Linked DNA regions of Homo sapiens: region 2 is linked to region 1. Evidence: chromatin loops called from intact Hi-C (ENCODE). Cell type or tissue: Calu3. All regions are shown on one strand. Links, peaks and the distances in the headings refer to the core of each region. The heading gives the core; the rest is flanking DNA. Region 1 overlaps SPTA1 (spectrin alpha, erythrocytic 1). Region 2 overlaps PYDC5 (pyrin domain containing 5).

Evidence for each region. Peaks named below come from ENCODE experiments on the same cell type or tissue, not always from the same donor. Only the 100,000 strongest peaks of a DNase experiment are listed, where the experiment ranks them.
Region 2: it touches region 1 in a loop (2.2-fold over the local background); 6 of 110 quality-filtered maps call a loop at or near these places.

Annotation. Positions count from the first base shown.
Region 1 is chr1:158,653,553-158,656,375 of GRCh38, forward strand. It overlaps SPTA1 (spectrin alpha, erythrocytic 1), which reads right to left. Exons shown (of 52, transcript NM_003126.4): 21 at 1,059-1,196. Among named protein-coding and RNA genes, the nearest start is that of SPTA1, 32 kb to the right of the region's middle. In Calu3, for the core only: no CTCF peak of the experiment used is centred there; no DNase peak of the experiment used is centred there.
Region 2 is chr1:158,999,453-159,002,489 of GRCh38, forward strand. It overlaps PYDC5 (pyrin domain containing 5), which reads right to left. Exons shown (of 1, transcript NM_001320010.2): 1 at 519-3,037. The coding sequence starts at 860. The coding sequence ends at 519. It also overlaps a transcript of IFI16 not described here. Among named protein-coding and RNA genes, the nearest start is that of PYDC5, 1.8 kb to the right of the region's middle. In Calu3, for the core only: no CTCF peak of the experiment used is centred there; DNase peaks (open chromatin) are centred at 469 and 1,369.

The sequences.
Region 1 (2,823 bases), core at 324-2,823:
GAGTGGCACATAATTTTCATATATGACCAAGAAATGAAATGAAGAATTGCATAGACAAGCCCCTGAAATCAAGTAATCTGATACCTAATGTTAGACCCTTAACTTTGGAGAGATTTTCAAACACCCAAGACAGCTCTTTTAATGATGGGGCACTTTGTTCATGAGGAATTTACAAAAAACACATGGAGCCAGGCTCTAGCTGGATTTCTTGGCAGTGGAGCGTCTGTGTAAGAGGATATTGCACAAAAATTCTTCTCTTCTATTCTTCTTGCAGAGGTCTGAAAAATGTGAATTGCTCTGACATTCATATACCTGAGTGTTACTTTATTTTTTATTTTTGAACTGTTGCCACATCTACCAAAACCCTGAGGCTAATTTCCTCAAAAAATAATGAAGAGGCCTAGACAAAGAAAAAATGGACTGGCACACATTATTTGATAATGAAACATCTGCCGCTCCAAACATTTACTTGTCTTTGGAATAACTATAGCCCAAACTATTTTCTTTTCTTCTTAAGAATTTTTGTAGATTAATTAGGTATCAGAGTATAAAAAATTACTTCAGTTTTTATGAAAAATATATTTAAAAATCTCAACCAATATTTTATCACTGTTCTTCCAGGCACAAGATCTAAAGAAAATCAAGTTGACAAAAGACTCATCTTTTGGTAGGCTCCTTCTAACCCCAGACATTGTTATTTTATCACTAGAAATACTGGCACAGAAGAGGAACAAGCAAAGAGGAAGAAAGAAAGAGACAGCTTAGCCCTTTAAATATATTATAGAATTTCCACTCATACTTTCTATATCTTTGGGCTAATTATATAACTTCAATTCTTTATGATTTTAACTGCAACATTGGGATTATAATTCCAAAAGATATGTGTAGGATCCTGCAAAATATCTACAGGAAAAATACTACCTAATCAGTTATAGTTATTCAAGAAATAAAATAATAAAATAAATGTTAGATGGTAAAAATATGAATATCTGGCAGGATTGGGAGAGATGGTTCTGAAAGAGCCACTTTTTGATGGAAAGATTAGAAGGAAAAGTCACCTTATTGATGGAACTGAGCAGCGTTAAGACATCACCTTTCTTCATGGTGACTTCTCGGGGGCTGCGGGCCTGGAAGTCATATAAAGCCATGACCCTTTGTTCTCCAGCAACTCCCTCCACTGGTGCAGCCTGTTGTTGCTGAATAAAAACAGGAAGCAGGTGTCAGTCACGCACTGGAAATATCTCCCTGTACAGCTTACCAGGGGTGAGTAGTCCTTTAGGCTTCCCAGGAGAAAAGAGCCTCTGGCTGGAACCTCTTACGTGGCTGCAGAGATTAAAGTATGTGGTCTTCAGAGAGACTGCTCCATTCTGACACTTATCGGGGACAGGCAGGTTGGGAACTATAAACCCAAAGCAAGGAAGGAAATACATAATTTGTCAGAAACGTATTAAATGCTCTAAGCCATCAGTTCTTAAAATGGGAGGAGTACATTTTAAGAAGTGTACTCCCTTAAGAAGGTCCAACAGGATTATACACATCAACATTTCAAAAAATTGTTTGAGAAAGTGAAAAGACCCACTCTCTGTCGTCACCTTTCCCTGTACCTCCAGTGATAATTCTTCCCACTCCTTCTGGCCTTTAAGTTACTATGTCAGGAGCTCCGGACCTTCTATTTGAGATATGAGTGATCAATAGCACAGGAAAGGCCACAGAATTTTAAAAACTGAGAACATTAACTGAGATCATTAAAAGTATCTTGTGTCTCAGTTTAGTAAGCAGCCTGCATTCTAAGGTAGAATTTTCTCTGATTTTTACTTTCTGCCAATTTCATGTCTCTGAGAAATCAAGCAAAACATAACCCCTCTTCCTAAGGAATGACCCACCCCTTCCTCAGGTTGGAGTTGAATATGCACCTCCACCGACAGAGCCCTCTAATTTCATCTCCTTTAGGTAACATGTTTCCTCATACCACACAATATATAAATCCTTCTGTTCTTGTTTAGGCACCCACTGTGCAGAGCCTGGTGAAGGCACAGTATAGGAGGTCTGTAAATATACACTGATTTGACAGACTGAGTCTACGTCTTTTGTTTACTCTGAATGTGTGGATTAACAACCTCTCATTAGAAAGAATTCCTTGAAGGTAAGAAGTGTGTCTCTTTTTTTCTACCACTACATATAGTAGACATTGTTATAACATTTATTTGATTCCAGTTCAATTAATCTTCATGACACCCAGTTTTGCCCTGTACCTGAGCCATTCTCATATTCTCAACCAATTGCATCTTCCATTCTCACATTCTTAACCAATTGCATTTTCCACAAAACTTGATTGTTTTGTGCCTCAGTGCATTTGCTCTCATGGTTTATTGACTAGAAAAACGCTTATCCTCTTTCTCTGCACAGTAAACTACCCATCTGTCTTTCCTTAATAATTCAGATCAGGCGGTTTCCCTTAGCTTACAAAAATTTTCCTGTTTTCCAGTACTGTTATTTCAAGAGAACACAAGAGGCCTTTCTTTGAGACTCTTTGTCCTGTTCATACATCTATTATATGCACTTACTGTTAAACATCTGGCCTCCTAATAGACTGTAATTTTCCTGCAAATCAGGATTTTTTATTCATACTTACATATAGTAGACATTTAATAAGTTTTGGCATTAAAAATTAAGAAACAAAAGAAGGGAGTAAAGAAGAAAGATAAGAAGGAGAGACATAAATGAAGAAAAGTAAGAAAGAAAGAAGGGTAGAAATATAAAAGGAAGGAAAGAGGAAAGCCAAAAATACATCAATGAAGACATGATACCATTTATCAAAAACCT
Region 2 (3,037 bases), core at 281-2,780, 350 kb after region 1:
CTTGAAGAAGAAAGGATCGTCTGGGACCACAGCAGGCCGGGGACAGGGAGAAGAATGAGCAGGCTGTGTGGAAGAACAAAACGACCTAGTATCCCAGTTTATTTTTTTTCCAGTGCTATGATTTCTTTCCTTTATCTTAAAATCTTTGGTAAACATGTAAATGAGGTTTTGAGAAGTTAAGATTGAAATTCCATGTTCATGTTCGCTGCAATTGAACTGGAGAAGTGAAAATATGACAAATGGAAGTGGCAGCCCTAAGGGCTGGAACAAGAGATGCAAACAAAGGCTGGGATGGATTTGTGGAATTTGTAACAAACACTTCCTAGGAGTGATTTCTCAGTAAAAGGGGGCAACGAGGCTGGTGTAGTAAGTTAGCAAACAAATTCCAGCAGCCTTCCCTGGGGGACTTTCATGCTGAAATGCAATCCCTAGTGTTGGAGGTGGGGCCTGATGGGAGGTGTCTGGATCACGGGGGGTGGATCCCTCATGAATAGCTTAGTGTCATCCCGTTTCCCTCATCAACATGCATTCCCAGAAATGCCATGAAAGGAAAGACCAAGTCTTGACTGAGAAACGGACCGGGCAGATGAGGGACTCCCACATATACCTGTTTCCTGCTCTTCCCGAAGACATTTTGCCACAAGCATATAATTCAGCTTCTGAAAAATACGGTCTTCCTCACTGCAGACACCATGCCAGCGTTTTAAATCAAGTTGGCTACTCGTGCTGTTTAGAGTATGCAGTTTGCCTGTGGCAATATTAAACTCATCTGGAAGAAAGCACTTAAACCTATCCAGTTCCTCATCGGTGATGTTATCCAGGCTGGTTAGCAAGAGTATCTCCTTATATTTACTCTCCATCTCACGACTTTTCAGCTTATAAGGGATCCAAACTATGTAAGATTATACCACCAAAAGTGATTCAACATTCAAAATGAAGCAAGGTGAGCTGTTACTATTTTTTAAAGGGAAAATAAAATGTTTACAGTACAGTAAAAGAGATTTTGGTGAAATATAAGAAATAACTTTTTAAGCAAGATAGTCCTTCTTCCTGGGAAAGACATCTTCAGAGGGTATACAACCACCTCCAGAATTCTTAGAAAATGGGATCCATTTTCCTGTTATTTTTAAAACAGAGTTATTCAGGCATAACTGACATACAACACAATGCACATATTTCACATGTGCAATTTAAATTTTTTGACATGTATACAGTAGATAAAGCTCAATTTTTCAATTTCTTCTTTCATGGATCATGTTTTTGGAATCATATGGTTTGGATATTTATTTTCCCCAAATCTCATGCTGAAATGTGATTCCCAGTGTTGGAGGTGGGGCTTGACGGGAAGTGCTTGGCTCATGGGGGTGGATCCCTCATGAATGGCTCAGTGCCATCCCCTGGTTGATGAGTGAGTTCTCCTCTGAGTCACAGAGATCTGATTATTTAAAGTGTGTAGCACATTGAAGACCTAATGTGACCAGTAACCCATTAGAAGAAAACAGGATAATCTCAATATGTTGAGGTAGGGGAAGGTGTCTTAAGCACAAAAGGTGCAAGTCAGGAAGGGAAAGTTTATTAAATTTGATTGCATGTAAACTCTAAATTTCTTTATAAAAAAGAAAAATTAAACATAATACTTCCAAATCCTGAAAGAAAACATAGGCAATGTATATAATTCAGAATGTGTGTAGAACTACATATTGTCCCATTTGTACAGCCCATGTGAAAAATGGACAATAGGTATGAATAACCACGTTACTCAAATGTCCAACACACATATGAACAGGTGCTCAAAATTACCAGTATTTAGTAATTTTACTTTAAAAGTAGCAACCTATATGGTAGAGGACTTGAGCCAAGAACAAGAAAGGATGTTTATGAGCTGAAGATAACCAACTGTGACTTTTAGGGGAGGCTCCCATTGATAGAGACAATGTTAATGAATTCTGAGTTATTACTTTTAATATGAACTTATTATTTTTTCCTATAGACAGGTGATAGCTAGAGAAACCCTATTTATACATGTAGAATTTATAAGCAAAAATTGAAAGTATTTATAAAGTATTTTAAGGGACATTTTCAAAATAAGGAACACATTTCAAATACTTAAAATGATTAAACTACATGAACGCCCCTGTCTTACCAGTGAAAGAAAAGAAGGAAATTTGCATTTCCTGAGCATCTATTATATGCTAAACACAGTCAACTCAGCATGTTTCCCTACTTATCTATAAGAATGCAACCCTCCTACAACCCTATTACGTGCTAACATTCACATATCAATAACAATTTATATATAAGAAAATTAAGACACCTTTTATCACATAAATATAAAATTTACATTTTACTCCATGATATCTGTTTACTTAAAACATATTTTAAAGTATTTGCTATAGGGTAAAATGTATACCCAAAGAAAATGCAGACAATTGATTTGGTGGCTTCATGTCCCAGGGGTGTACACACTGTAGTTGAGAAGTATGGTCCTGTACCATGCATAATAGCTGACACTGGGTAGCAACTTACTGTGTACAAAGTGCTTTCACATGAAGCCTGGAAGACACAAAGAAAAGAAAATGTTGAGGGAGCATATAATCATCTCTGAATGGGGATGATAATTCCTATCTCCAGGTTGTAAATACACAGTATGGTATGCCTGATACAAAACAGCTGGCATTTATTATAGTCTCTCAATTGTTACATTTTAAATTAGGTGGCATGAGTTACCTGGAACCAAACAGCTAGTAAAAGACAGTACATATTACTGAATTCAAGTCTTCTGAATCCAGGAGCTCTGCTTTTTCTTATGCCAACAGCCTGCTTATCATACAGAGAGTATGGAATGATTCTCTGTTTAAAAAAATTAAAAAAGAAAGAAAAAAAAAACTAGTGTTATTTGCTTCGAAAACACCAACCCTCAGATATATAGTAGTGTTATAATTGAAGCATTAGCAATTATTTTCTTTGTCAAATCATTTATTTCTTTTCAACCAGAATATTGGCAAAGCTTGCTCCTTCACTCTGTTCAGATTTCTGC